6 separate regions of the Mus musculus genome follow, and regions 2, 3, 4, 5 and 6 are each linked to region 1. A link is a loop called in an ENCODE intact Hi-C map of the cell type or tissue named here. Cell type or tissue: gastrocnemius. All regions are shown on one strand. Each heading gives the region's core, and the rest is flanking DNA. Links, peaks and the distances in the headings are about the cores only. Region 1 overlaps Hoxa13 (homeobox A13). Region 2 overlaps Jazf1 (JAZF zinc finger 1). Region 3 overlaps Tax1bp1 (Tax1 (human T cell leukemia virus type I) binding protein 1). Region 4 holds the start of Tax1bp1 (Tax1 (human T cell leukemia virus type I) binding protein 1). Region 5 overlaps Jazf1 (JAZF zinc finger 1). Region 6 holds the start of Gm33047 (a long non-coding RNA gene).

Region 1 (4,860 bases), core at 357-4,356:
CCCTGGCCTGGCTTGCCTTAGCAATTCTGCACCCCTGGGAGCCTGGCCCCGGCTGGCTGGCGCTGTCCGTCCGCCCTGCCCTAAGTCGAGCCGGTCCCCGGGCCCTCCTTTGGTAAAGGGTAGCTGGGAGGAAGCTTGTGGGTTCCAACTCCGGCAGCCCCTTTCTCTCTGGGTGCCCCACCCTCCCAAGCCCTTGACATTGACTCCAAGATGGGAAATAGACTCGATTTTGAGCTCACCAAATTGTCCCTGATGGTTCTCTGAAAAAAAAGGCTTCGTTGGAGAAGCATAGAATGTTGGGACTTGGGGCAAGCTGAGAGGAGCCGAGCTCTACAGAAAGAAGTGTTGAACCCTGTTGAGTGCTAAGGTGTGGACCGCTGTACATGCAGAATGACCGGATTGGGGTGGTCACTGGAACTCTGGGCGATTTCATTTCAGTACACAACTAACCATACCCCCCTACTAACGCTCCAGGCTTTGGCAGAAGGCTGGATTGTACAGCATTCGTGGCAAAGAGCAATCAGGCATTGCAAGGCCGGCAGTTCACATTGAGCTGTCGCCTGTGTTCTGGCTCAGGTCGGCTCCCAGAGTAACTTGCCTTCTTCCTTATCTTACAGACGTCGTCTCCCATCCTTCAGACGCCAGCTCCTATAGGAGGGGGAGAAAGAAGCGCGTGCCTTACACTAAGGTGCAGTTGAAAGAACTCGAACGGGAATACGCTACGAACAAATTCATTACCAAGGACAAACGGAGGAGGATATCAGCCACGACAAACCTCTCTGAGAGGCAGGTCACAATCTGGTTCCAGAACAGGAGGGTCAAAGAGAAAAAAGTCATCAATAAACTCAAGACCACTAGTTAATGGATTAAAAGGTGGAGCAGAGGGCAGCTTGAAGAAACGCTTAAGGATTTGTTTCTTTGCCCAGATAATAATAATGCATCATACTAACTGAAGAATTGGATAGAGAGACGCTGACGTTTGCTCTCCTAAGGGGACTCTCTCTTCCATGGAATCTACAATTAAAACAAAACCTTAAGGAATGGTAAAGACTGCCAGGTTTCCCGACAACCCCACCACAGCGTTAAGTGACAAACTCTAGAGTCAACTCATCAGCCCCTAAAACACACAATTTCAGATAAATTATGAATTTTCTCAAATCTTGTAAGTATTTATGTGACCATTATATTTTAGGACACTGTGTTAGATGGTAATCTGAAAACTGGTTACAGAAACAAAGGCTGTTTCCACGCAGCTGGTCCAGCACCCTCCCCTTTGCATGTTAAGTGCCTGCTCAGGTAAACCTTATTGAAATCCCTGCCATTGTTCCTTCTGGAAATGTTTCAGGTAGAGGCTTAGAAGGGGGAAAGGCACTGAATTGTTTATTTGAACTATTGCTAAAAAGGGAGATGAGAGGAGAGAGAACGCTCATCCAAGGATCTATTGTTTTGATAGTAAATCTGGCCAGCTAAACCCTTGAGGTTACAAGAGAACCCTGGGTGGGTAAGGAGCTTCTGGAAATACCTTTCAATTGCTTACAACAAACATGGTGGATTAACCAACACTGTCAAAGGATTTTTCCACAGGATTTGTTGTAATTTTTGAAGTGTTTAAATCTCACCAAATAATACGAAGAATTCACTTTATGCCCCTTCTCCTGGAAGGTCCCACCCTAGTATGGATTTCTCCTAAAACATACTCTTTCTTTAAATTTTTTAAATTGGCATTTTCCAATACTTGTTAAACATTTTGCTAGGGACATCATTTTCCTTTTTTACTTAGAAAAAAAAACCTCAAAATGGAAACCCGTTCTCCCAAAATATTTAGATGTCTGCATTCTATATTTTAATTTACTAAAGGATTAGTATTTTTTTTTTCTTGTTTACTGTGTTAGGAGACTGCAGTAGAAAGTTTAGGGACTCATCGTCACAGCACATTTTAAATCAAGCAGTAATTTCAGTTCACACATTCGTTCTGTTCATATTCACTGTAAATGCTATCTTGTAAATAAAGACATTCAGCACACTGTGAAAATGTATTTGTGCACCTGCTTTTTAAATACTTCCACTAAAAATGAAAAATTAGATCTGTAGATAGTGGTATTAGCTCTGTTAATGAAATAATCACTGCCATTAAAATCTGAAGGAAACACTCCGAGTTACTTTTCTACGCGGAACTTGAACTGCACAAAAACTAAACAAGCAGGTTTGTTTTACACAAGCCAAGGACCAGTCTTTTATTATTATTATTGTTCAGGTTTTTCTAAATTTTTTATGAGAAGAGGAAAAAAATCTCACATAACTAAAAGCTCACAACTGAAAAGGTTTCGAGGAGATGAAAGTGTTAGGTGTTCTGAAAGGGAGAGAAAGGAAAGGAGGGAGGGAGAGAGAGGAGGTTCCCAGACTCCCTGTGGCAAATGAAAACCAGTTGTTGAGTATCAGCAATGCCTAGACTGTCGTATTTTAAAATCTGCTCTTAAGTCTGCATGTGACTGAAAGGACAGGTTTTTGGTATTTGTTGAAATGACAGGACTAGGAAAGGCCTTAAACCTTGACCTTGACGAAAAAAGACAATTTGTGACCTTGACTTTTGACAGCTCATGAATTGGTCTCAGCCAGATTCGTAGATCAAGGGCGCCACCTCGTGTTGACAAGCTTCCTTGACGTTCTTCAGCTTCAAGGGAACTGAGCTCTGACTTGACTTGTTTTAAAGGTTTAGTAGTCATATTTTTTTTTTTTGCTCCAAAAGGAGAATATTTGAATATATGTAAATTATACATGTGCTTGTATATATGTGAATATAATATATGTTTATACATGTATTTGCATATCAGTGTTTGTGTGCTTGTGTACATAATTGTAGAATTTGTACAGATATTATTAATTGCTGACGAGTGAAGATACTGTAATTTAAGCCGATTTCTAGACTTGGGGTACAAAATGCTCCTTATGCGGTGAATTTTGCTTCCTTTCTTTAATGGCCAACTTTAATCTGTCCTCACAGCAGCTCGCCGTGCATCAGATTTCTACAGATCTGTTTTAAAGCTGTACATGTTTGTTACAGTCCAAGACGTGTTCTTAAATAACCATTCACTCCCAGCCCTCACCCTCCAAGGTGGTCTGTGACCTTAATTAGAATTATCTGGGAATCTTTACGGCAAATTAAAAAGTCTCACATACCTTCCTAACTCTAGAGTTCTAGAGTTACATTTCAGAAATTCAAAGCAATCCACCTCTCTAAGAAGTCAGTAGGAGAACTTAAATATTTCATCTACAAAATGATCACAATACGGACACAGAAGAAAACTATTCTAGACAGCTCAGAGCTGATTGTTGCCCCATAATGGTGTGCAATCTTATATTGATACTTGCACACCATTTGTTTTGTAGAAGAAATAAATATACTTAATATCAACAACCACTATCAAAACTATATTAACAACCAGTATTATAGCTATTGTTTATTGGCCCCCAACAGCACAGGAGATATTGTGTTCAGAGTCATAAATTATACAATATGTTTATGTATTTAATATACAAGTGGGATAATGTGGGGTTTTGTTTTTGTTTTTTGTTTTTGCCAAATCCTTTGTGCGTGCACACATACACACACATATTAAAATGTTGAAGGAACCAGTAGCTTTGGAATTTGGGTTTTCAGCTGCAGATTAATTTTACCTTTATGTCAGGAGACAATAATAGTGAATGGGAGAACTGAATTTATCATTTGTTGGAAAATATTGGCTTGTTACAATCCCAGATGATGGAAACATCTCCTGCCTTTCTTGAAGACTTACAAAGACTTGAAAACAAGAGCTTCTTTATGTCTTTCTAGATGAAGAATTATGGGGGAAAAGATGTAAAGCTGCTTAAACAAACAAAAAAAATGGCCCTGAAATATACATGTCAGATGATCTTGTAAAGAGTAATCTTTTTGCTACCCTGAGGATTGCCAACCATCTGTGGAAACATATGAAGATAACTGCTTCAGACTCAGCACCCAGCACCTTGTGTTACAGCATCATTTCCAAATGAACTACCATCCAGCAACATTAATGGCATCTCCAAAATGTTTAAAATATTGGAAATTCCCCTCCAAGTTGGTTCAAACACTGTTTGTGAACTGCTCCAAATAGGACTCTTCTGGAGATAGGAGATATTTTTCTTTAGATGTAAGACATCTTCTGAACCTACGGCCTAGGGAAGAGCTAACAGCAGCTCTGCAGATGGAATACTGCCCCTTTGGAAAGTCACCACTACTGCAGTTCTGGGTAAAGTCTCTCTCTCTCTCTCTCTCTCTCTCTCTCTCTCTCTCTCTCTCTCTCTCTCTCTCCCTCCCTCCCTCCCTCCCTCCCTCCCTCCCTCCCTCCTTCCTTCCCTCCCTCCCTCCCCAGAAGATGTCAGGGTGCCCCTCCCTTTAGTTCTGACATGGTTGTTGACAGTGCCAATCTCAGATAACTCCCTTCTTATTTAAAATAGACATGGCATGGATTTACAGATTAGTTGAGGTGGTTATGGATTATAATCACTTCTTAGATATTTTTATTTTTTTATTTTATTATTGTTGTTGATGGTGGTGTTTTATTTTGTTTTCTGAGATACAGTTTCTTTGTCCTGGAACTCACTCTGTAGACCAGGATGGTCTCGAACTCAGAAATTCACCTGCCTGGTCTCCAGAGTGCTGGGGTTAATGGAATATGCTACCATGACTGGAGACTTCTTTATTTTTAAATAGTAACCAGCCTAAAACTTTTTGAACAAGACAGTCAGGAGAACATTGGCCTCCTCCTGAAAAACAAAACAAAAAATAAACAAAAAACGCCAACAAAAACTCCTAAAAGCACAGGAATAATAACGCAGACA
Region 2 (4,860 bases), core at 511-4,510, 660 kb before region 1:
TCCCTCCACCCTGCTCCCCTATCCACTCACTCCCACTTCTTGGCCCTGGCATTCCCCTGTACTGAGGCATATAAAGTTTGCAATACCAATGGGCCTCTCTTCCCAGTGATGGCCGACTAGGCCATCTTCTGCTACATATGCAGCTAGAGACACGAGCTCTGGGTGTACTGGTTAGTTCATATTGTTGTTCCAAGCAAATACCTGAGGCTGGAACTTTATAAGAAGTTTGTTTAGTTTTTTTGAGAACTGAAAGTTCAAGATTGAGCAAGCCTGGTTTTAGCCTCTGTCAGTAGTCCCCTTGGCTATGCCGTACATGGAGAGAAGGAGGAAGAGGACAATACCGAAAGCACAAGCTCATGGGATGGTGTCTTTTGTCAAAGCCTGCTCTCCTGAGGACTGAAGTCCAAACCTCATTAACCTAACACCTGCAAGCGCGAGCCACCTCCTCAAGGTTCTGACACCTCCCATCACCATGACAGGACTAAGCCTCATAAACCTTTGGGGACAACACTTCAGCCCATCGCAGAGGCTAATCAGGAAATGCTTTCCCCAGGAATAAATGATCCCAGTCTTCATAATCATACATGGAGCACACGCTTACTAAGTTTTATATTACACATTATTAAGATACCAGGAATATGGAATTTCAGAATTCACTTCTAATTATTAGGAATTGTTTTAAGATTTTCACCTAAAGCCCAGTTTTTTAGTGACCTAAAACATAAGTGGAAATTTTCTCTGAATTTCCTATGCTTATTTGTGATATTTTGAAAAGAACTTTTGTAGAAACTCAGTTTGATCCATAATTGTAAAGGTTTAGCAGTGGTGGTGACCGTGGTATGCCTGCCATTATGTACACTGAGAAAGAGGAAATGAGCTGGTAGTGACCTACAGAGCTGTAGTGCCGTGATTACAGAGCTGTAGTGCCATGATCTACAGAGCTGTAGTGCCATGATCTACAGACATGTAGTGCCGTGATCTACAGACATGTAGTGCCGTGATTACAGAGCTGTAGTGCCGTGAAATCTCTGCTGTTCTCAGAGATCCACTCAGGAGATCCTCTCAAGTCTGTTTGGCGTTGTGGGGGCCTTGCCTAAGGTGAGCCCCTTGGGGACGGACATCTTTGTGTGAACTGCCTCTGTCTCTGCTTTTACCCTGTATCTACGACTCCTTTGTCATATGTCATCTGCTAAATCATGTTTCTGCAGAAGAGGGGCTTCAGCTCATAGCCTTCAAGTCCTCCTAAGTGTCAGACATAGCTTTGTACTAACCAAGAATTAGGAAGTGTTTTATGAATGGTAAAATATGGAAAGAAACCTTTAGGTTATAATTATTTACAGTATGAATCCTGGTGCCATTTTTTAAAAAATACTAGAGAAGACTAGAAAGAAGTGTACAGCAAAGTGCACAGACTGAACTTTTGGACCGTTCATTGTAGGGTCCTTGTTTCTCATAGTTTTCTAGATTTCCTACTTTTTAAGTAGATATTTTTTAAGCAGCAAAATAAGTGTAACAGTTTAAAACCAAAAACAACAATAAACCAGTGTGTTGGTGGCAGCCGATTTGCGGTTTGAGACCACGGGCTGTGGGAGCTCAGGGGTTGCTGGATGAGCCCAGCGCTCCATGTGCTCTCCAGGCATTCCCGTGTCCACTGTACACATGCTCCTAAGGTCATCCGAGGCAGTGGCCTTCCCTGTCTCTGCACTGCCCCCGCTCTCTAACTAATAGCTACCATCACTACCATGTCTGTGTTCGTCGTATGTTCTGACTCTCCAACAACTTCATTCATTCCTCACAACCACAATAGAAGCCCTGGTTTCAAAGGAGGAAGGGTTTGAAGATTCTCAGATGGTTATGGCATATAAATCAAATCCTGTCTTGTCTGACTCCAGAGGTAGGTAGCTTTGCCCTCACAGGCCTCAAACTGTTGTACTAAAGACCAACTGCCATCCACTACATTGGAGCCTTTCTGGGTCCCCTCTCAAGTCAGCTGCCCTCTAGTTCTTTGCTTTGTGATGCTGGGGCCGTTCGTTCCTGTTGGCATGAGCCATCCAGAGTCCACCAGGATCCCACGAGTGCTTCGAGTACAGCCAGTGCTCAGCATCATATGGGATCCTGCAGGACGGTGATTGCTGGCCCGCTTCCATCACTGTGGAGCCCCAGGGTATGGTTGTATAAAGAAATTTAATTTTGAAATTCCAAAGACTCATGTTAGGTTTTTCTTTATTTCCTCCTTACTGCTCTTAGAATTCATGAGGGGGCAGGGTTGACTGGTACTCGGGGGCCCCAGGTGCAGTTTTAAAACAACCAACAAGCTTTAGTAACTCCTGCCCAAGTCTCAGGTGCCAGGTAAGTGTTCAGCGGAGAGCTGCAACTGCTTGAAAACTGTCACTAAGAGTCCTCTGTTGGAACGAGTGTCACCAGCAAGCTGTGACCAGATTCTCTTGATTCTTATCTCCTGGTGGGAAACAGTGAACTTGTGGTTAAGAAAACGTTTGTGTTTCCATGCCTTAAAGTTAAAAAGTAGTTATACATGCATGTCAATGTCATGAAGCCTGTGGCCACAAGGTGTCACTATGGCACCAGTCTGGATGTCAGAATTAAAAGTGTGCCTCTGGTTCTAACTCCTGAGAAGCCCAGTTATTGGCTCTCCTGCCAGGGCCTTGCACACTACAGCATTAGCTATGTGCCACGTGTCCCTGCACACTTGTCATGTAGCTCCACAGCAAGCTTTTCCTACACTCTCCAAATTAAACTACTTTCCTAGTTCTTACTTATACCACACATAACCCTGAGTCCTCCTATGTCAATTCTATATCAACATATGTATTCAAGTTTTCACAAAATTATATGAATTATAGCATAGTTTAATCTCTTCCCAAAAAAGGTTTTGATGGGATGGGAGAAAATGATATCTGCTAACAATTACTAGCCTTGCCCCATCCACAGTGTGCCCTCCTCCTCTTCCTTTTTTTCTAGCTTAACCCATAGGAAAAGAAACCTGAAACATACTCGCCAAGCAAAGGTGGGCATGGCACCTGAGGGAAAGACTATGTACTTGCAGAGGCTTCATGGGCAGCATCCAGAAGGTCATTTCCTCTCGAAGTGTTAGGCAGATTAGAACAGCTCTTTACTGTGGAAGGATGAACCCACCGTCAGCCTCCTTCCCACAGTCAACTAACAAAGTAGCAGCAGAGCCTGGATTTGGACTTGAGTCTGTTTTTCCAAAAAGCTGGTGGGGAAAGAAGCCATGTCATTGTTGTTCAGATGTCCATATCAGAAAACAAACCACGGGAGCCTTAAGACTCCATCCCAGAGCTGGGCTCACACCTATAATTGCAGCACTCAGGCAGACTGCTGCAAACTCAGGCCCAACCTGGTGTACATGATGAGTTCTAGATCAACCTTCACTATAAAGTAAGACCATGCTTCAGACAGACACACACAAATCCAATCAAGCATTTGCTCAAACGTTTGTTGAACAAGAGTTCTGGCTATAGCACAGGGACCACATTACGAATGTTACACCAACTTATTCATTCTCTTCCCATGAGAGACTAAAGTCCATGGTGCATTGCGGGTGCGGGGGTAGGACATTGACATACAAGTTAATGAGGGCGGTGGGAGGGTTGGCTGGGGGGACTGCCCACACAGGGGAAGGCTCTATGCAAGCTCTAGCTGCAGCTCTCCTAGAGCTAGCTGTTCCTTAGATCAACCTGAAATCTATTGAGTGGGTGTTGCTAAGGTAACCCCTCCCCTGATTTTCTGTGATTAGGATATGAAACGTGAGGACAGGATATAATCCAAGCCCACAGAAGTGGCCACCCTCATGCCCGGGGGGTACAGCAGTGGCAAGAGTGTGTATTCTTTTCTTTAGATGGCTTGACCAAGAGGACAGGTAAAAGCAAGACGGATGGTAGATCTTGGTTTGTGTGATCCTTTTAGGATTTCCAGTGTCTGGTGTAGAGGCAGAGAGCACATGGAAGCTTCTGGAAAGATTCAGGAGGGAGCCTAGCAGAGGCTTCTGGAATATAACTTTTAAAGTAGTGTGTCTGTGTGAGGAACTTGGCGGGCATCTGTAGAGGAGCCACAAGGATGACTGGACATGTGAAAACAAGACAGGGAAGGAGAGGTTAGGGAAACATTACATAAGCTGGAGCCTGCCAAGGGAACGCGGGCACGCCTCTTTGAGAATAAGACTCTCAGTATCTCAGGACCACCATCCATAACTAGCCCTTTTTATCCCCATCAAGGCACATTCCAACAGGACCATGGCTATGAAACAGAGGAGACATCATGGAGAGAGATTTATTGAATTTTCTCTTCTTCCTTACTAGAATTGTACTGTAATTAAGATGCAGGGTAGCCTTAATATTACCCTGTCAAATATATTGAATCCATCTCTTGCTGGTTTAGAGATTGACTGACTCAGAGACTATCAATGGTAATAGAATCCCAATAGTTATAGTGGGTTATGTGTAGGGTGACTATACAGTTTTTAATCCTTGTGCTAGGGTAGCAGGCCTAACTGTAGCATGTAGTCACTGACTTGGAAGCTGTCTTGTTAGAGTGATCTTGAAATGTAAATCTCATTCTCTCATGCAAAGTAGCACCTGTGGCTTCTCACTGCCTGGAGTAATTAATACTCACTCCCTAACCCCGAGCCTGTGAGAACCAGTGCCCCTCTCTCAGCCTTGGCCTTGGGTCATGGTTCTTTGCACACAGCATGTTTTTATCCTTAGGCCTTTGCCCTGTCCTTGGCCCCAGCCCAGTCCTTTCTCACCTTTGCCCGGCTGGCTCCTTCTTGACTTTTAGGTTATGGCTGGACCATTGCCTCCTCAGAAGGACCTTTCCCACCCT
Region 3 (4,860 bases), core at 326-4,325, 470 kb before region 1:
TAGACCAGGGAATAGCACCATTTGGAGGTGTGGCCTTGTTGGAATAGGTGTGACCTGGTTGGAGTAGGTGTGTCACTGTGGGTGTGGGTATAAGAGCCTCACTCTAGTTGCCTGGAAGTCAGTCTTCCACTAGCAGCCTTTGGATGAAGATGTAGAACTCTCAGCTCTGCCTGTGCCATGCCTGCCTAGATACTGCCATGCTCTCACCTTGATGATAATGGACTGAACCTCTGAACCTGCAAGCCAGCCCCAATTAAATGTTGTTTTTTATAAGACTTGCCTTGGTCATGGTATCTGTTCACAGCAGTAAAACCCTAATACATTAGGCATGTCTAATTATGATTAAACTGTGACCAAAAGTTATAGTAATTTATGTAAACTGAATGAAGTCTCTACTATATATTCAAAGTGCTACCTAATTTCTCCAAGACAATGGAAACACACACATGATCAAATACAAAATCTTCTGGTTTATTTAAAATTATTATGCTACTATACCCTGTGGATTTTTGTGTGCACAGATTCAAGATTATGAGAGGCCAAAGGTCAATGTTGAGTGTCTTCCTCAATTGCTCTCCACCTTGTTATGAGGCAGGGTCTCTCACTGACCCTGAAGCTCACTGATGTGGCTGGATTAGGTGGCCAGCAAACACTACAGATCCTTCTTTCTCTGCCTGCCTGCTCAATGTCAGGATTACAGACATGTAGGCCCAGCTTTATAACATGGGTGCTGGAGATTCAAATTCAAGTCCTTATAGCAATTTACTGATTAAGCCAGCTTCCTAGCCCCTCTATTATGTACTTTTTAATAACTTAATGTTTTATACCTCATACTTAGGGTCTGGGTTTTTTGGGGGGGAGGGGGGCGGAGGGGCTCTTGCATTGTTTTAGTAAGTACTCTCCTGTAACTTAAATCACTAATCTCTCATCTTTGGCAAGTTCTGTCTGAAAGCAATTTGTATATCTTGGGTGAGGAGAGTATTTACATTCTAAGAGATTAACATATTTTCATCTTAGATGTATTCTAGGGAAGATGTTCAAAGCATACTGAATGAACTCATATGAGAAAGATCCTTAAAAAACCCAGTACCATATACAATATACAATAATAAAAATTAAAATATATGTAATATTTTCAACTCAAATATAGACATTACAGATCTCAAACTGTGTTTTCTAAACAAAATAGACTGTGCTAAATATTGACTATTAGAAAGTCACAGTCTTAGATGATATGTTCTATGGTTTTGCTAAATTCGTGTGTGTGTGTGTGTATGTTGTGTACACATGTGCTGGTTCAGACATACCACAAGACAACATCTGGGAGTCAGTACTCTGCCCTCTGGGCACTCCAGCTGCCTGCCCTGATATTACTTTCTGAGCTATCTTTAGCAGCCCCATGTCCTACAATTTTGATTAGCCACCATTAACAACCAAAACAAGATTGAAGATGTGTGCCATTAGTGAGAGCTAATAGAATTTGAGCTTACGAAGCTCTTAGCCACTAGTACTCTTATTCATTTCCTAGCAGAACAGAAGATACCCTTTCACACGTTCTGAAACTCTACCTCTTTCCCTCCAACACTGGCACTAGTTCCCTAGATGCACACTTGATAAAAAGACAAGAGGGGAAAAAACCAGGAATAAAAGAAAAGGCTTTCCTTTGGCTACATTGTGAAAATTACAAAATGTCTGAAAGAGTCTTCTGCCAAGTAAGTGAAAGTGAAATTGGAGAAATGTGGAGAAGATAAAATAAAGAGTCTCACAGCCCACGCTCTGCTCCCAGGCAGTCAGCGATTTCACAGTGCACAATCCAGAAAATCCTTTGGAAGAACTCCAAAAACCCATTACAAAAACAAGTACTCCAGGTGAGCTAAAAGAGGCATTGTTTTCTAACAACCACAAGGCTTTCCCCTCAGTAGGCTCAACTCTGCAGGCTGTGCAGCTTCACTCCTGCCGGCAGTCAGGAAGAGCCGGACATGGACCTCGCATACAGACTTTTAGATGGACTGCACAGGTTTCTGCCTCACCTGAGTTGACAGCAACAAAACCAGGACGATTTGGGTGCCTAGGCACTGGGGAAAAAAAGGACTGATTGTTCAACATCCGATTCCAACTGAGGGCATGCAGTACCACAGACAGACACAAGAGGGAGAAAGAGTACAAACTCCGGAAACAAGCAATATTTTAAGGTTGGGAAATTACACAAAAGAGCTACAACATAACATATCTCAGTGAAAGATTGAAGGGGGATCCAGAGAATCTTTGGGCAGGGTATATGGTGAACTTCTTTCCAGTACAAACAAATCTGAAATGAGTCAAAGAGGATGCTGCTTTGTGGAAATCACAAAATGGAAAAATTCTTCTGAAGAACAGAAGATCCAAAGGAAGAAAATAAAAGAAACATCATTAAGCTAAAAGAAACAGAGTTCAATAAATTATCTGACCAACAATCCAAAATAATACTTTTAATTAAATTCAATGTACTCCAATAATCAACTATACAAAAATAATGAAGCAAACAAAAAAATAGCCATCTACTCTGGAGATGAAGAATACAATAAGTGAACTGAAAAATTCACAAAAGGAAATCTAAACGACTAAAGCAGAATAAAGATTCTGCAAACTCGGCCAGACACTGACTACCAGCAAGTCTGAGGCCTCCTACCTGGGTTTCAGAGCTTGAGGGGGGCGGGGGTGAGCATGTGTGTAAACTCAATGGATAAAAGGCTTTTCCACCACGCCTGACAACCCAAGTTCAATCACTGGAACCCACATGGTAGGAAGACAAGAACTGACTCCTGAAAATTGTCCTCTTGACCTGGACACACACATGTACATACACACACACAGAGAGACAGGCACTAATACACATGTCCACAGAAAATTAACTAAATGCAATTTTAAATTTTAATATTAATAGCTGAGTCAGGGAATACAAAAGGGTATGAAAAAGGGGGTTGAACATAAAAGAACCTATCAATAAAAACAATATAAACAGAGTAGTGGTGCACATCTTTAATCCATTACTCATGAGGCTGAGAAAGGACTGTGAAGTCAAAGCCAGCCTGGGTAGTAGTAAAAGACAAGATGTAAGGTAAAAAAAAGGAAATAAAATATAGCCATCAAAGGCTGAAGACTCTAGAAAGAAACAGACCGCCTTAGAGCATATTTCTAAAAGTAGCAGCTGAAACTTACTAGGTATGAAAAAGAAAATGGACAAAGTACAAAAATTAAAAATAGCTAAACATGGTGCTCTATGTCTAGAGTCCCAGATTTTGGAAGAGTCAGGTAAACCGAGGCTTTAGAGAGTTTAAGGGCAGCCTAGACTACATAAGAAAACCCTGTCTCTATAAACAAAACAACCTCAAAGCACCTTAACTAGGCTAAGCCCAAGGAGACACCAAGACGCATTATTATCAAGCTGCCAAAGGTCTTTAAGCAGCAAGGAAAAAGTCACCATACAAGGGTGACTACTACCTGCAGATTTCTCAGCCAAAACATTACAAGCCAGAGGAAACCTTTATCATACTATAATGGGTGGCTTAAATCACTTCTTCCAACAAAATGTTTTAAGAAATAAGAAAAGCTTGAAACAAAACATTCAAACAGTTTTAGATCTACTATCCACAGCAGTTAACTAGTTTATTATCTCTGCAGAATAGGTTTATTTGTGGAAACAGCATGTAAGACTCATCAAATGGCAGAGGACTTCACCATGGGGTCTTCATAGAAACCTAAGTTTGGGAGCCTAAGCTTGTATTGCAGCCAAAATAATATAACAGACTCTGAGCCTTGGCATTTTGTGGGCAGGGCCTATGATTCTTGCGTGCCCAAGCATGCACACCAAACTCAGAGTTCTGAGAGCTAGTTAACAGAACTTGTGATTGAGACCCTTCGGGTTATTCACCTTGGGTTTCACAAATTCAAGATAAGCTGGGCTACACAGTGAGGTCTGGCCACAGTTAAGATTCTGCCCCGAGGGAAAAAAAGAAAGAAGAAAATGAAAAAAGATTTAAGGCTTTAGCTACATCATAAATGTCCTATAGTAAGAACCTGGTTCAATTAACTAAATGAACTGATTCAATGAATATGTACATAAATATTATGACACATTTGGCCTTATCCAGATCCTCCACTCTTTCAACCCCTTTGCTGATTCAAGTAAGGGTAATGACCTGCTTCCTATGGGCACTGAGGATTATTTTCATATTCAAATTCAACAGAGAAATGGCAGGAAGACCCTGATCCAAAGCCTCAGGGATGATTATGTTAAGAGGAAAAGGCATTTAAGACATTTTGCCTGCAATGGTACTTTAATTGTGCATCTAGAATATGGAGAGTACTTCAGCTGAAGGGATGACCTTCTCAAGAACACATGCCAGTTCCTGACAGAGACTGGACAATCAGCTGAAGGTTCCCAAGTTTTAAGTGCTTGTGACTCGCTGAAGCTCAAGTGAGAATTTCCTTGCAATGAGTAGATTCTCCCTTCCGTCCCTTGTTCTGTCACAGATTTAAAAACCTCACAGCTTGTATATGCAACCATTTAGGGTCCACTTTTAGCTTAGACTAGTGTAACTCTTTCATGCAATAATAAACAGAAAAGAGCCCAAAACCTTTTCCCCTAGCCTTTTGAAACTGTATCTGTTCTCCACTATATTCTGAAGAGCCTGAAAATTGCATAAAACCTCCAGCATAGGGAATACCAAAGTAGTAACCACTGAAACGTAATTTTCAAGTAAATAATATGAAAAATGATTGGTGACTATATGAACCAGCCCACAAAGAATTTACTGTTCTCTCAAGTAAACAGAGTATTGACCTAAAAATAATACAATAACAATATGAGCAATATTTAAG
Region 4 (4,860 bases), core at 624-4,623, 460 kb before region 1:
ACACTGCATGAACACTTTTGTACCATAATTAAGATAAGGGTTGACAGCCATTGTTTTTAAAAACCTTCAATTACAAAAATAGGGGCCTATTTCTAGCACTTTGAAAATAGAGGCAGGCAGATCCCTGTAAGTTTGAAGAGGCCTGACCTACACATTAAGTTCCAGAGCAGCCAAGGCTACATACAGAGCAAGACCCTCCCTCCAAAACAAAAAACAAAAAAAACAAAACAAAAAACAAAAAAAACAAAAAACAATGTGTGTGTGTGTGTGTGTGTAAAATGTCTCCAAACTTAAATCCTAAATGACAGAAACATGTGAAGGAGAATAAAAATAGCCTGATGATTTAACAAGTCCCTTATTTACTCTTCAGTCTTCTGCATAGTTTGTAGAATAGCATAGCCTCAGAAAGATATTAGCAGCCAACTTTGAGGAGGCAGGAACAAAGACTTGTTAATCTGCACTCCTGAAGCCATCTCTATCTCCACCAGCCTTGATAGCTGGTTATTCCTATATTCTGCCCAGCTGTGGTTTTCTCTTTTGAGAAAGACTCGCTGTGCAACTCTAGTTGAGGCTGGCCTCAAGCTCACGACACTCCTCCCTGCCTCAGCTCCCAAGCGCTATAATCCCAGCTGATAAAATATCAGATCCAATTTAACTTAATTTTTGTATCTTTTAAAATACGTTCATTTGTAAAACACTGTTCTTGGCCCACAAGTATTAGAAGATAGAACTTTGTAATTTCTATTAAGGCTTATTTAGAACAATGTAAACTTTAGAGCTACAAGTGCAGAAAGCCCAAAGTTTACATACTAACAATCAGTCCAAAGAAAATACACCAACAAGCTTCACAGGTGAAGCAGGGCTTGGTTGAAAACACCTTAACATCAGCACTCAGAAAACAGGCAGAAGCCAGCCTGGTTTCCATGCAGAGCTCCAGGACAGCCAGGGCTACAACATAGTTAAGACCCAGCCAATAAATAAGTAAAAATAAAATTTACAGGTAAGTTAATTCTTCCAAGGAAATATAAATATATAGTTAGAACTGCATATAAAAACTTTAGCATCCGGCTGGCGAGATGGTTCAGCAGGTAAGAGCATTGACTGCTCTTCCGAAGGTCCTGAGTTCAAATCCCAGCAGCCAATCACCCATAATGAGATCCGATGCTCTCTTCTGGTGTGTCTGAAGACAGCTACAGTGTACTTATTTATAATAATAAATAAATGTTTGGGCCGGAGCGAGCAGAGGTCCTAAATTCAATACCCAACAACCCCATGAAGGCTCACAACCATCTGTACAGCTACAGTGTGTGTGTATTAAAATAAAATAAATAAATCTTTTTTTAAAAACCAACTTAGCATCCTAGGGGATGGAGCGCTGACTCAGTAATTAAGAGCACTTACTGCTCTTACAGAGGACCTAAGTTGGGTTCACAGCACCTACATGGTGGTTCACACCATCTATCACTCTAGTTCCAGGAGATCTGACATCCTCTTCTGACTTAAGTCAGATATAACCAGGCATAAAATGCAAGCAAAACACTCATACGCATAAGTCTAAATTTTTTTAAAAACAGCATCCTTTAAAGGTTACAATTTATAATTCCAAGATGTTATTTTTGTCCTAGAAAAGGTACTCAATGGTTACATTTCACATACATTTCACATACACGACTGTGATTCTAAGAGCAAATGGTATGCAGCTAATGTAATAACTTGAAAACAAATAATACAATACAACTGTATTTGAAATTTAACAAATAACAAAGACGAGGGGGAGGAGGTTAACCAGTCATTCCTAGCATAGTCAAATATATTCTTGCAGAAATCTAAGATAAGTTCAGGGCGTTTGCCTAACATTCGAAAGGGACATACAGAAATCCAATTTACCCCTGAGAAGAATAGAATGGAGGCGAGTCCTTGGCCTCAGCTTCTTCTCCACACCTAGAGGGTAACCTGGAGATCACAAACCCACTTAATCAACCCACTTTTAAGGAATGTTATTCAAATAACCATTTTCGAATGTTTTGGGATTGAACACTAAAATTTTAATTATATTTGTTCGTGTCCTAATCATGAATTTTTACCACTTGGCAAAAAGCAGCATACTTGGCAGATACTTAGCATTAAAATGTCTAACATACCAACATAACGATAAAGCCGGAAATCTATCATAGTCAAACGCCACAACGTTTTCCAACAAAACTTTCAGGAACAAATTGTACTTCATATTTCTCAACAGGGAAATACAAGCGAACACCCCAGCTACGTTCTAACAGTACAGTTTTCGGGCGATGAGCGCTAGCCAGAACACGTCTTGCACCTTCCGCCGGGTCCAAAACACCGGGGAGAGTCAGCAGTGGGTGGAGCGAGGGAGGCGGAGTCGTGAAATCAAGTCCAGACGACCACAGAGCGAAGCGATCCTCCCCAAGATTTCTTAAAGCCTTCTCTTGGGCACCAGAGGGGGAGGGCTGCTTTCCAAACAGCAAGACTCAACTAATCTCTCAGCCCAGGAGAAGCCGGAGATCAAGCCAAGCCAGGTAAACAGCCAAACCAGGCGACACAGGGAGTCCCCGCCTCTTCCTCCAGCGGAGACTCAAACCAAAACAACCCAACGGGTCCTCCCCGGCTCGCCGCGGCCTAGCGCGCCCGCCACCCGTCCCTGGCTTGTTAGACGCCGGGGCCAGCCGGGGCCAGCCGCGGCCTAGCACGCCCGCTCCCGCCACGCTTCCCACTCTACGGTCACCCCAAGCCCAAAACACGTCACAATCGCGGCCCGGGGGAAGCTCGTCCTTGGGAAAGAGAGCTTCGTCACCACGGAGACCGTTCCCAAAACTCGCCAGGCCCGGGTTCCAGGGCCGAGACGGAGCGCGAGCGCCGGTTACCTCGAAAGCACGCGGCCCGTCCGCAAACCTTACCGGTCAGGGCCTCCGCCCCGCACGCTACGCCGCGCCCCGAACCTCCGCGGCCACCACCACTGCCTCTCAGCGTAGACCGGCTACACCTTCTCTAAGCGGAGAGCCGGCGGTGCGTCACTTCCGCCCCAGGGAGGCTCGCTTCCGCCTCTGCTGCTGCGCATGCTCTGCGGCGACACGCCCCACTCGCTAGCTGTAAAGAGTCCTTTAGTGGTTTCCCTGACAGCTTTTTCCTCTGTGGCTTTTGGTCAGTGATGTAGTCACCTCAAAACACAGTCCGTTTGAAACAAATTAACTGACTTACCAGCGAAATGGGAAGGATCGCTCAGAGGCCAGGTGACCTGGGTCTTAAATATCAGTCTAAGCTAATACATGTTTCAATATATACAGAAGCCCCAAGAACTGTCATAGCTATCACGAATTGAACCATCATATTCCCGTGTTGCTATGAAACTAATGACATTTACCGTATCACCAGCGAAGAAAGCATAACATTAAACAGAACAATAATATACAAAACTCTAATTTCAAGTTCTTTCATTTTCCACACAATTCAAGTCCACATTGGCCTCCATAAGACAGGTTCTTAATATTTGCTGATTCATTTGTTTCTTATATATTGAAATTTTTTAAGTTGGGTGTCTGTGTGTTTGCTTGTTTGTTTGTTTAAATAGGGATCTCTTCATTCTGGTCCTCCAAAAGGAAAAATTACTGTTGAGAGACATAGGCTGTTGAAGCAAAAGTTAAGTTCGGCATTGTGGGTTTTAAAGAAATATTTATGATTAAGACGGTAGTGTATTCATGAGATAAGTAATATTCCAACACAAGATATGATGGATTTGAATAAAATACACTTGCTTCCATGAAGTTCCAATTCAAACTGCACATTTAACAGAGAAAGGTAAGCTATATAAGGCAAAAGTAATTTTAGAAATTTAAATTATTTTCACTTCCATATCACGATCAACCAAGTCTTCCTTTTGAGGTATTTCTTCCTGTGCTGCTCTAGAAAACAACCACAAGGGAAAGCAGGTCACAAAACCACAATGTCTATAATAATATAATGAAATTGAGATCTTTTGCGTTTCAGACACTTCATTTTAGTGCAACTATAGGGGAAAATGCCCTGGAGAGAGAGAAAGAGAGAGTGAGAGAGAGATGAACAGACAGACATCTCAGGGCATTTAACCACAAAGGGGCATTCTGTTGGTCAGGAGACACAGCTACCAAAATGCAGGGCAGGGTTTTAGTTTTTAACTTCATACAGAACCTCCTTACTGAGATTACTCAAGACCCCATGATTGCTCTCATGGCTGGCTGTGAGTTAAGGCATTCTACTGCTCCAGGGTGAAGACATCCTGTTACTTTTTTAACTAATTGATTTATTCACTTTACATTCCAATATTACATCTCCTCCCAGTCCCCTCTGCAGCTCCACCCCTCATCCCCTCTCCTTCTTCTCTGAGAAAGGGGAACCCCCCTGGGTATCCCACCACCCCTTACCCCCCCACACACACACACATCAGTCACTATAGGACTGGACGCTTACTCTCTCACTGAGGCCAGACAAGGCAGCCCAGTTAGGGGAACTGGATTCACAGACAGGCAACAAATTTGGAGACAGCCCCTACTCCAGTTGTTGGGGGACAGTATGAAGACCAAGCAAGCTGCAGGTCTGACAAACACATGCAGGGGGCCTAGGTCTGGTCCCACGCTCACTCTTCAGTTGGTGGTTCAGTCTCTGGAAGTCCCAGTGGTCCAGGTTAGTTGACGCTGTGGGTCTTCCTGCGGAGTCCCTACGCTCTCATTCTGTTATCTTTTAGACTTGGGCTTTATTAGGAACACTGTAATCAGGAATTTACAACGAAGCTGTACGAAGAGAAGCGGGCGGGGCTTGGGCTGTCTTAGGAAAACATCTAAGTAATCCATAGCATTAGAGCCTGCAACC
Region 5 (4,860 bases), core at 354-4,353, 580 kb before region 1:
ACCCAGCAAAAAAGCGGGCAAAAATAGTTTCCTGTGCCCATTCGTAACTTGCAAGTGAATTTTGGACACCACTTCTCCTCAGAATGATCCATTTCTTCGTGCTCCTTCCACTGACCGGGAGCTAGCCCATCCTGCCAAACACGTTGCCTTCCATGCCTTCCTTGGTCTCCCAGAGCTCACAACTGCTGCAGCGTTTTCCACTGTATAAACCTAGCCACTAAATCATGTCACTGTGGTATTAATTTCCTTCCCTAGGCTGAGGATATGCAAATACGCTAGGCTTAATCCTCATCACCTGTCCCCTGGCTGGGGCTGCCAGCAAGCAATGAGGGGGCAGCAGGCAGCAAGCAGAAGTGGAGGAAGGACCATAAATGTGGCGGCGCCAAGCCTGGGTTGGGCTGCCCTTCTTCAGCAGACCACATCTGCTGGAAAACCGCCATTCCTTCCTGGCTGCCTCAGCCTCCCAGTGGGAGATAAGCCGAGCTGGGGACCAGTCTGGCAGCCAGATTCCAGCCTGGACGAATGGTGTGTGGCTGACTTGGGATGTTTGGGATGGGTATGCTGAGCTACACCGCAGCAGCAGCTGCCCTCTTCTAACCCGGGCTGTTGACAGGTCCTGCTGAGAGCCCTTGTTCCTGAATTTAACAAATCTGGAAGCTCAACATTTTCATTTTGAGTTTTTATTTGGAAGTGTCATTTTATTGGAACCAAAATCTCTGGTCCGTTCCCCTGAGGACATACTGATCTTGTCTGAAGCACTGAATATCCTCTGGGTGAAGGTGCTGCCAGGCCCCAGGCTCCCAGCAAAACTGCAACCTTGCCCTCAGACCCCTGCCTCCTTGGTATCCTTGTAGTCTCTCAAGAAAGCCTGTTAAATGACCACAGCACCATGAAAGGATAGTTTAACACAGACATTTCTTCAGTTTCATTGTGGACTGCCTGGGTAAGAGTTCCTGTGTGTGAGATGTCTATCCACCTCTGTGAGTTGGCTAAAGCATGGGTCTCGTTATGATTCAAGAGGTTTATAAATGACCCTACACTGTATAACTTCACTACAAGGGAATATATGGGATAATGTTCCACATTGCAAGTGAATGCTTTCAGCTCATTGATGGAGTGCTTTCTTTGTGCCTGAGGCCCAAAGTTCAGTCCCCAGTACTGGAAGGAAAAAAATTAATGCTCTTAACTGTTAAGAAAACTAATTCAGTACCTTTTAATACTTATGCTGACTTAAAACTATTTGAAAGACAAGTCTCCTGAGAGACTCTCAGACTAGCTGTGGGGGCACGCAGCTGTAACCCCAGAAGTCTGGAGGGCCTTTAGCTCAACACCACCTGGGCTATAGCTATAGCAAGACTTGGTAGAAGAAAATGAACAAAAAGGTTATTTATTGATTGTTTGCTGATAGTCAAGCAGACTCCAAGGCTCACAGTGTGGCCTGGGGAGTGCCTCTCCATCAGAGCCACGGCCTTCCTTTGTTTTCTTGTCACTTTCTTGACATTTGCTCGTTTTTATCTCTTTTGATTTATGTGCATGCATATCGGTGAGTGTTGCGGCAGATGCGTGCAGAAGAAGGCTTTAGACCCCCTGGAGCTGGAGTTGCAGGCAGTTGTGAGCTGCCAGACACGGGTGCTGAACTCAGGTCCTCCTCCAGAGCTGTGGGTTCTCTTAACCCCAGAGATGTCTCTCCACCTCCCCACCGCCACAATTTTATCTTTACAAGTAGCTTTCTTTCAGCAATGTTTTATATCAACCCCATCTAAAATGTTTTAAAATCAATATAAAATGCCCTTTAAAAATCCATGCTAAGTTCCTTAAAACACTTGAGAGAGCCCCTGCATTTTCCTAAGTTGCCACTTCATGAGAATGAGACGTTGGCTGAGCAAGTCTCAGCTGTGCCCACACAGTTGACTTCTATTTTCTTCTTCTCCCTAACTAGCCTTCCTAAGCCCAGGCACCGTATAGTCTCTGAGGGATCAGTCAGAGCCTGTATTCTTCCAGACCTTAAGAACTGTTAGGACATCGACAATAAAAAACAAGTCAGTCCCCTAAAGCTCTGCCATGTCCTTTGAAGACAGAAATTTACATCCCGAACAAGCCAGCAAAGGAGGGTTTTCCTAAGGCTTTTTTTTGGGGGGGGGGAATAACCAGTGCCAGCCTGCCCTTAGGAAACATCCTTCCAGTGAGCTCTGCCTCTGGGCTCTAATAATCGTGATATCCCTCGCTTCCACTTCTGCTGATGAAAAGCCACGCTGGCAAGAGGCTGACAGGCTTGCGGCCTGCAGAGGGCGCTAGAATACCATATTTTCTGAGACAATCCTTCTAAAAATCAGAAACTGGGAAACTACAGAAGGGGGAAGGGCAAAGCCTGAGGCTTCTTAATGCTTCCAACAGTCAGACCGACTGCTTGCAGTCTGGTAAACAGGCTAGGAATTGTGGGCAAGGCCTTTCCCTGCGTTTTGCACCAAGTGTGAGATCAGATGACTCTGTCCGGACTCATTACTTTCATAGCCTAGAGCTAGTTCACACAGCAGCAGGAGTCCACCAAAAAGGCATTTAATTAATGAAATTGAAACTGGTACTTATAACTGCTGATTAGTAGTACTCAGGGTTTTTTTTTTTTAAGTATTTCAAGTAATTTATAAAGCACTTACATAAATAGAAAGCTTTAAATGCTGATATTCCATAAAAAGTAAATAAAAATATTTTTATGCATTAAGACTTAATTAAGTGTCATGATTTCATGTCACAGATTTAAAACAGGGCAGGTGAGACCTGCCAACATTACTACAGCTGCGTTTTACATGCGGAAAGTAATTAAAATGGTCGTTTATGTCTTTTTCCACTTACGGGTATTTAGAGTGCTTGGTATTACACCATGTATTTTCCCAGCAATCATATCGTGGCAGTGTATCTTAGCAGCCGATACGTTTGTTGTTGGTGGAAAGGTGAGGGGAACATTGGTCAGATGAGAAAGCTGTCCTGCACCACTGAGAATGACAAGGACTTCTTCCTGCGAGAGGCCCTTGTTTCTGTTCACATTGGCCTCTTTTTTCCGTATGAACAAAACTTAATTAATTTTCACAAGAACAGTTTTTCCTTCTATTGTCAGGAAGAAAAACAGCAGAAGGCAGAAACTTGCCTGCCCGGTCACGTGACCCCTGAGTATGTAGACCTCACCCTGTGTGAATGAGTCCTGTTTGAAGCTGGTCTGTTTCTCTTGTTTAGCTAGGAATGTGCTAACCTTAAATGGAAGGAAGACCCACCCTCAGGAAGTTGAGTGGCAGTTAGCAGTGGGAATAATGTCCTGAGTTCACACATCAGAGCTGAACTGCAATTCTCTGGATAGAACGGAAACAGATCTATCACTGTGTACTTATTTACTGCTGTTATTTATGTTAACAATCATAGTAGAATTATTACTTGATGAAGTTTTAACGATGTACATAATTTTGTGCCCCAAGAGGCATCAGCCACCACGAGAGGCTGAAGTCTCAAGATCAAGCCGAGGTCCCAGCACTTTAAAACATCCTGAGTGTAATGTACAGCAAGTGCTAGGTGAGTCCAGGGCACTTGTCATTCCTCCAGCACGGCTTAACGTCTTTTCAAGCATTCAGTCACACCTGTGAGTTGTCCCGTTGCTTGGATTGTGTGAGCAGCAGTTGAGGATTCCGAGGTCACACAGTTACATAGAGTGGGTAGGACAGCCTTCATAGTCGCTTAGCAATCACCTATTAGGAACAAGGAGTGAATTTTCCTCTCTGCCTCTCCTTAATAGCATTGTAACAACGGGGCCTATCTCTAGTGTTTCTGTTTGAACTAGTCAACTAGTGATTATTTACAAGCAACACAGATACAACTGGACCGCCAGCCGGCCACCTTCCTTTTCCAGCTGTAACCTCCTCGTACCTGTGCCCTGAGCTTGCGGTCCAGCCTGTGAGCAGGGCGACGCGTTGTCAGACAGTGAAGACAGCGTGGGCCACTCGTGTTCATGGGATGATTGACAGGCTTACTTTTTCACTTAATTTTGGAGAAATTAAGTCATTGTTCATTTTTAAACTCCTCACCAATTGGAGAATGAGCGAACTTACATTTTTTTTTAATCCCTCACTGAGGTTAGCTCCATAAAATGTCCAGCTTTCATTCCCATCCCTAACTCCCAGATCCAAAATATGCCCCCATGTTCAAACATTGTAATTCTGCAAAATATAATTTTCAAGCCTGCACCAACGAGGTGGTCTCCCCCCCCCCCACCTTGGTTAGCATTTAAAATTGCTTGCCTGTGTTTCAGTGCCACTTCCTTCACTTATGGAGCAGCTGTCCTGGAGTCAGCTCTGTAGCTTCAGAAATCCCAGCTCTGTGTGCCTGAGAAAGAGGAGTCTGAGGCAGAGGGCTGGCCAAAGGACCTTCCGGGGGCAGAGAGCTGGCCAGAGGACTTTATGGGGGCCATGTTTAGACTGTTCGCACTAATGAAACCTGAACCAGGCTCAAGCACTCCTTCCCAGCAGTCTCTGCCATTCCTCACAGTTCACAGCACATCAGTGCAAACCACCAGATGCCACGGTCAATCCCACTGGCTGTATTCTGCCCCTGAAGTTATCGCCATTCTGCTTCGAGGTTCTACTCCTTAGCTATTTTTTTAAAACTACAGCGAACAGGTAATCTATAGTCAATTCATACAGAAAAATGGGAATTTGCATTGTTGGCAAAAATCGCCACAGCTCTTCTCAATGGAATAGCCAGGCAGCTGCTGGCAAGTCTGTCCTCAGATCCCACCGCTCTGGGCAGCAGCACATGCTCAGTGTTACTTGGCGAGTCAGTAACACAGTGTGCATGTGCTGTAGCATATGGGCCGCGCCA
Region 6 (4,860 bases), core at 351-4,350, 320 kb before region 1:
CCCCAGCAGCAGGACCAGCAGTTCGAGACCACCCTGGGTACATAAAAAAATAAAAAAAGAAATTTAACTCCAATATTATACAAAAGTAATGTGTAAATAAAGAGGTAATTACTTAATTTACTTCTGTTGACCATTGGGTAAGAACTTTATTCCTGTACGTCTTGCTTGTCTAGAAATCACAGTAAAAATGGAGTTTCAGAAATGAGCATAAGATTTCATTTATACACAGATTTCATGAATTATGAGTAGATAATATATTATGGAATAGTTACTATTAATAGTGGAGCTCCTGCTAGCTCATCATTTGTTCTGTTTATTATTATTATTATTTTTTTAGTTTGTGTGCACTCCATACTTGACACACACACAGAGATGGGAGGGAGTGCGGGGGGTGGTGGGGGAGAGGGGGAGAAAGCAAGCATGCACCTTTTGGCCAAACTTTACTTTTAAATACTTCAAGCCTATGTTTTCTGAAAAGAGGCTCCATGTAACTGCAAAACTGATCTTCCCAAGGCATTAGCTGGTTGTCTGGTGTTAGTGGGGAGACTTCAGACTTGCATTGCCTACTTGTTCCCACACGGAGCCGGGCTTTTGTGTTTTCTTTCGTCCTGTGTCTGACAGTAGTTAGTGCATTGCATTTGGTTTTAGTTTCTTCATTCGTCTTTAATCTAGAACAGTTCTGATGCTTCATCTGTTAAAAGAAACTTTTATGATAATAAAATCGAGAGTCTTATAGGTTGCTTTTTAATCTGGATTTATTTCTTTCCTTATTAGCCTCAGGCTACTAAGAACCTGCTTTATATTTTAAAAAAACGTTGCTGTTCAATTGTAGAAATTTTTGACTTTTTCTGCATTGTCTCAGAAGTTTTTCTTAAGAGTCTCAGTCTCTTCATTCAAGTACAGGGAAGCTGAAATTGAGTTAACTTTTTGCAGGTAAAGAAACCTATTGTGATAAGAAACTTTGTTTTTGCTTTGGATAAAAATCAGCTGCCCTGATTTATGCTGCACTCACCTTTCTGAAGCCCGATGGCGGGATTTGTGCTTTTCTGTGCCCAGCAGGATCTGGAAGTGGTGTTAAATGATTCCCTCTGAAGTGCCACTTTCAGATTTACATCCTCTCAGGAGCGGCCTCTGTAAAACAGAAACAGGCTGAACTGCAAGAGAACGAGCTCCAAGCGTGTATGGAGCAAACGAAACATGTCACACTAGCTTCTGTCTATAAAAGGAAGTGGGAAATAGATTGGTTTAGTCTGGTTATTTTTGAAACATATTTAAGAAGAATTTAATAATCAAATGATATCTTACTGTAATACAACCATACATGCTAAGGAAACAGATACTTTAATATGCTGAACTTAGAGAATGTGTACTTTCAAAAATGTTTCTTTTAGTTGTTAAAAAAAAAATCTCACTTAACTAATGTCACCAGTTCTTTTCAAACCCAATACACTCTGCTCCTTAGCTTCGAGGTGTTGTCTCAGTGTAACAACAGTCTTGCTGGCAGATCTTCATACTCAGGAACAGCAGATGTTTATAATCGTATTCTGCTGTGGGGAGGAAGGTAGTTTTGGTTTTGGGTTTTTTTTTTTTTAAGGTCATCAGTGTTTAGATTAATCAGGCTGACATTTCTTGCTGGTGGGTCATGAGCTGTTGATAATAGCACTACATGGTGATTCAGTTGTTCCATTGAATCATCAGGGAAACCCACTGGCACTCACCCCACGTGCTCTGCAGCAGGGGTGTGCAAGGAGAAGATGTGTGTCTCTTTTGTTTGCATCTTAGAGTTATTAGAGGCTGAGTCACATATTAAAGGATGCTCCAGCCTTGCCATTATTTTAGAGAACCATAATCAATAGCTTGACACTTTTTTTTATCATAGCCCAAGTCATCTCTTCATGTCGGTAGCCTTTCTGAAACCCTGTCTTAATGAATGAATGTACTTGGACTGCCAGGAAGAAAAGCCAGTCCATTCACAGATGTGTAAGTTGTAGTTTTACTTAAACTAGTGATGTGAGCATAAGAACCCTTGGAAGGTGGTTGTTCACTTTGAGAGGGACAGGAAGAAGGGGAGAGACGGAAAGCTTACATGTGTGATGCACATAGACTTCTTAAACAAGAAGAGGTCCTTGTATCAAAACCTCTTTAAGGAAAACTTAATAAGACATTAGCTGGATTTTTTTTTAAATGCTGGGGATTAAACCCAGGGTCAAGTGTTTGTTCCTTTGCTCTAACACTGAGCTGTGGCCTCAGTCTTCTGGATTGGCTAATCAGCTACTTGTAAGGTAAATAGCAGTTCAGAATGCAGTGAATCAGAAATTTCTGGTGTCTTTGAATTTTGAAGTGTGGTTTTAGCATGTTTGTGTGTGTGAACAGAGAATAAATAGTACTGTGACAGTTATATATTAATGTCGTTTTAGTTTTTGGTGAAAGAATTCAGTCGATTGTGATGTTTTAGTGACTATCTTCAGCACTCAGCCCAGATCTTAGGCAGGTGCTCAGTTATAATTTACTAAATAATGTGTGTCATTTGGGCAGAAGCCATAGGTTTGCGGAGGACTTTATATTGTCATAAAGAATGTATTGTAAGTAGGAAAGATTAGTATTCCCCTCTATAGGAAAAAGTAATTGCCTTATTTAGGGTAAGCGGGTTCTTCCTATCTTGCTCTTTTGAGAAGTCATACAGCATTAGAAAGTTATGGGCCACTAGAGGTCACTGTTTAGTAATCAACTGCTAATGAACCAGAACCGCCAGAGGAGCCAGTAAATTACGTGTGGGTTTTTCTAATTATGAATTCATATTTAATCATTCAATGACAAGGTAACTGGGAATGGTTCTGTGTACTTTCATATGTGGTTATGCTAATACACAGCTACATTTCTCAGATGTTGGTCCTCCATCATTAGAGTAGCAGACATCAAAGGCTTTGTTTTCTAATCTTAATTACCGATTGTAAAACATAATTAACTTTGTTAATACTTCCACACCTTACATGGGCCAAACACTCTTTTAAAAATAAAGTTTAAGTGCAAATATGCATTGTGTTTGTGTGAGTGATGTAATGGTTCCTTCCTCTCCTGTGTCTTCGCGCTTCACTCTTCCCTTGCCCGGCTCTCTTCTTTCTTCTCTCTCACCTGGTTTCCTTTCTCCCTCCTTTGAATTCCTTTTCCACTTAAATGTACATGTGTTAGTTGGTGACTGTTTTCCCAAGCGATCAGCCTTGATGGAATGCCTAGGAGAATGACTTCCACTGTGTCTGTTAAAGGAATCTCAGGGCAGGCAACTTAGGTTGAGCCAACCAGCAGGATAGGTGTGCTTGTCGGTAAGCATGGAGCTGTGCTTGTCGCTGAGAGCAAATGGCTCTCTGAGGCCTGTGCAGCCAGGAGTCTATGCAGGAAAAGGCAGATTTTCTATCCCCTCTTCCATGATATTATATTTCTTGAGACAAGATCTCCTGTAGCTGACCTCTTAAGCCATTTTGTAGTAGAGAATGACCTTGAACTTGTGATCTTGTTTCCACTTCCCAAGTGCTTCATGAGCCACCAAACATATTTTCTTTTTTAGTGCATTCCTGAAGAGTGAGCCCAGGCCTTCCTGTATGCTAGAAAAAGTAACCAGTTTATGTCTCCTGGAATTTCCTTCTCTGCCCGAGTCAGCAAGCACACGGCAACACAGCATCATTTTTGATGGTCACATTAGTCTGATATTTTTAGGCAAGCTTTTACTTTTATAACCCAGTGTGACATTTCACTTACTTTAATTTTGAACATCTAAACTTTTTTATGACAATTCATTTTCTTTGCCTTCAGGCTTATTTTGTAGTGTGCTAACTCTTGTCTGGATTACAAACTCAACTTGAACCAAAATTGGGACTTAATTTTTTTCGAGTAATCTAAAAGCCCAAAAGTGTGTTGTGTGTGTACAGAAAATATCTGGTAAATACTTGGTTTGTAGAAAGTAAATATTTTTACATGAGATTTTAAAAACAGACACAAGCAGAGCATGAACTTGAAGTGATCTTACAATTCTTAGCATATCATTTTTTTCTTTTTTGATCCATAGAAAGTCATCATTAAATTGATTGACTGCTGTGTCTAGTTGGGTGAAATTTCTTGATTTCGTTTGAAGTAGCAACCATAAAAGAAGCATTCATTTGTGAAGGTTTAGATTGATGTTGGTCCTAATGGTAAAGATGAAGCTTGTTTTATTATCAAAAAGGAAAAAATATCCTAGTGTAAGAGTAAGGGAAGCCAGGCTTTTGTTTGACACCAAAGAGCCCATCCTGTTCCTTCACAAAGCTCAGTGCTGCTGTTAGCAGTGTGGTAGGCCAAGTCAAAAATTAATAGTGTTCAACAACAACAAACAAACATCAAATAAAGATAATTTTTATCATCTTTAGTAGCATATATTAGTTGTACCTAATAGTTTTAATGACTTAAAATAAAAACTGGTATGCAATGTAGTATATACCTTCAGGAGTCAGAGACAAGTGGATTTCCAAGTTGGAGGCCAGGCTGTTTTTCATAGAGCATTCCAGGCCAGCTAGGGCTCCACAGTGAGACCGTGTCTCAAAACAAAACAGATAAAAACTATTTAATGTTGCCTGTCATTGTGTGTGCACATGATATTTATAGTCGATGAATCATGTGTCATGGCATGCACATGAAGGTAGAGGATAACTCTATTCTCCTGCCTCCATCTGGGTTTTAAGCTCAGGTTGTCAGCTGTGCACAGCAAGTGTATTTAACTGATGACCAGTCTCACTGATCCCCAAATACATTTTTTAGAGACTTTATTAGCATATACTAGTTGTACCTAATAATGTTAATGACTTAAACTAATTTTATTATGTGTTTATCTTG

What was found. Peaks named below come from ENCODE experiments on the same cell type or tissue, not always from the same donor. Only the 100,000 strongest peaks of a DNase experiment are listed, where the experiment ranks them.
Region 2: a loop joins it to region 1, with 10 times the contacts of the local background. A loop is called at or near these places in 29 of 42 quality-filtered maps.
Region 3: it touches region 1 in a loop (7-fold over the local background); 14 of 42 quality-filtered maps call a loop at or near these places.
Region 4: it touches region 1 in a loop (4-fold over the local background); 13 of 42 quality-filtered maps call a loop at or near these places.
Region 5: it touches region 1 in a loop (13-fold over the local background); 36 of 42 quality-filtered maps call a loop at or near these places.
Region 6: a loop joins it to region 1, with 4 times the contacts of the local background. A loop is called at or near these places in 12 of 42 quality-filtered maps.

What each region holds. Positions count from the first base shown.
Region 1 is chr6:52,254,906-52,259,765 of GRCm38, reverse strand. Hoxa13 (homeobox A13) reads left to right here. Exons shown (of 5, transcript NM_008264.1): 5 at 618-913. The coding sequence ends at 862. Among named protein-coding and RNA genes, the nearest start is that of Hoxa13, 3.5 kb to the left of the region's middle. In gastrocnemius, for the core only: a CTCF peak has its summit at 2,643 (motif pointing left); a DNase peak (open chromatin) is centred at 2,634; H3K4me3 peaks cover 329 bases.
Region 2 is chr6:52,916,940-52,921,799 of GRCm38, reverse strand. The region is part of intron 1 of Jazf1 (JAZF zinc finger 1); the gene reads left to right. Among named protein-coding and RNA genes, the nearest start is that of Gm52903, 53 kb to the right of the region's middle. In gastrocnemius, for the core only: no CTCF peak of the experiment used is centred there; DNase peaks (open chromatin) are centred at 2,133 and 2,589.
Region 3 is chr6:52,722,196-52,727,055 of GRCm38, reverse strand. All of the region lies in intron 2 of Tax1bp1 (Tax1 (human T cell leukemia virus type I) binding protein 1), which reads right to left. Among named protein-coding and RNA genes, the nearest start is that of Tax1bp1, 11 kb to the right of the region's middle. In gastrocnemius, for the core only: no CTCF peak of the experiment used is centred there; a DNase peak (open chromatin) is centred at 2,122; H3K4me3 peaks cover 228 bases; H3K27ac peaks cover 291 bases.
Region 4 is chr6:52,711,911-52,716,770 of GRCm38, reverse strand. Tax1bp1 (Tax1 (human T cell leukemia virus type I) binding protein 1) reads right to left here and starts at 3,042. Exons shown (of 18, transcript NM_025816.3): 1 at 2,916-3,042. In gastrocnemius, for the core only: no CTCF peak of the experiment used is centred there; DNase peaks (open chromatin) are centred at 2,424 and 3,036; H3K4me3 peaks cover 2,274 bases; H3K27ac peaks cover 2,490 bases.
Region 5 is chr6:52,836,362-52,841,221 of GRCm38, reverse strand. The region is part of intron 2 of Jazf1 (JAZF zinc finger 1); the gene reads left to right. Among named protein-coding and RNA genes, the nearest start is that of Gm52903, 28 kb to the left of the region's middle. In gastrocnemius, for the core only: no CTCF peak of the experiment used is centred there; DNase peaks (open chromatin) are centred at 430, 1,593 and 2,318; H3K4me3 peaks cover 375 bases; H3K27ac peaks cover 1,474 bases.
Region 6 is chr6:52,575,342-52,580,201 of GRCm38, reverse strand. All of the region lies in intron 4 of Hibadh (3-hydroxyisobutyrate dehydrogenase), which reads left to right. Gm33047 (a long non-coding RNA gene) reads left to right here and starts at 389. Exons shown (of 2, transcript XR_377679.3): 1 at 389-4,860. In gastrocnemius, for the core only: a CTCF peak has its summit at 2,705 (motif pointing right); no DNase peak of the experiment used is centred there.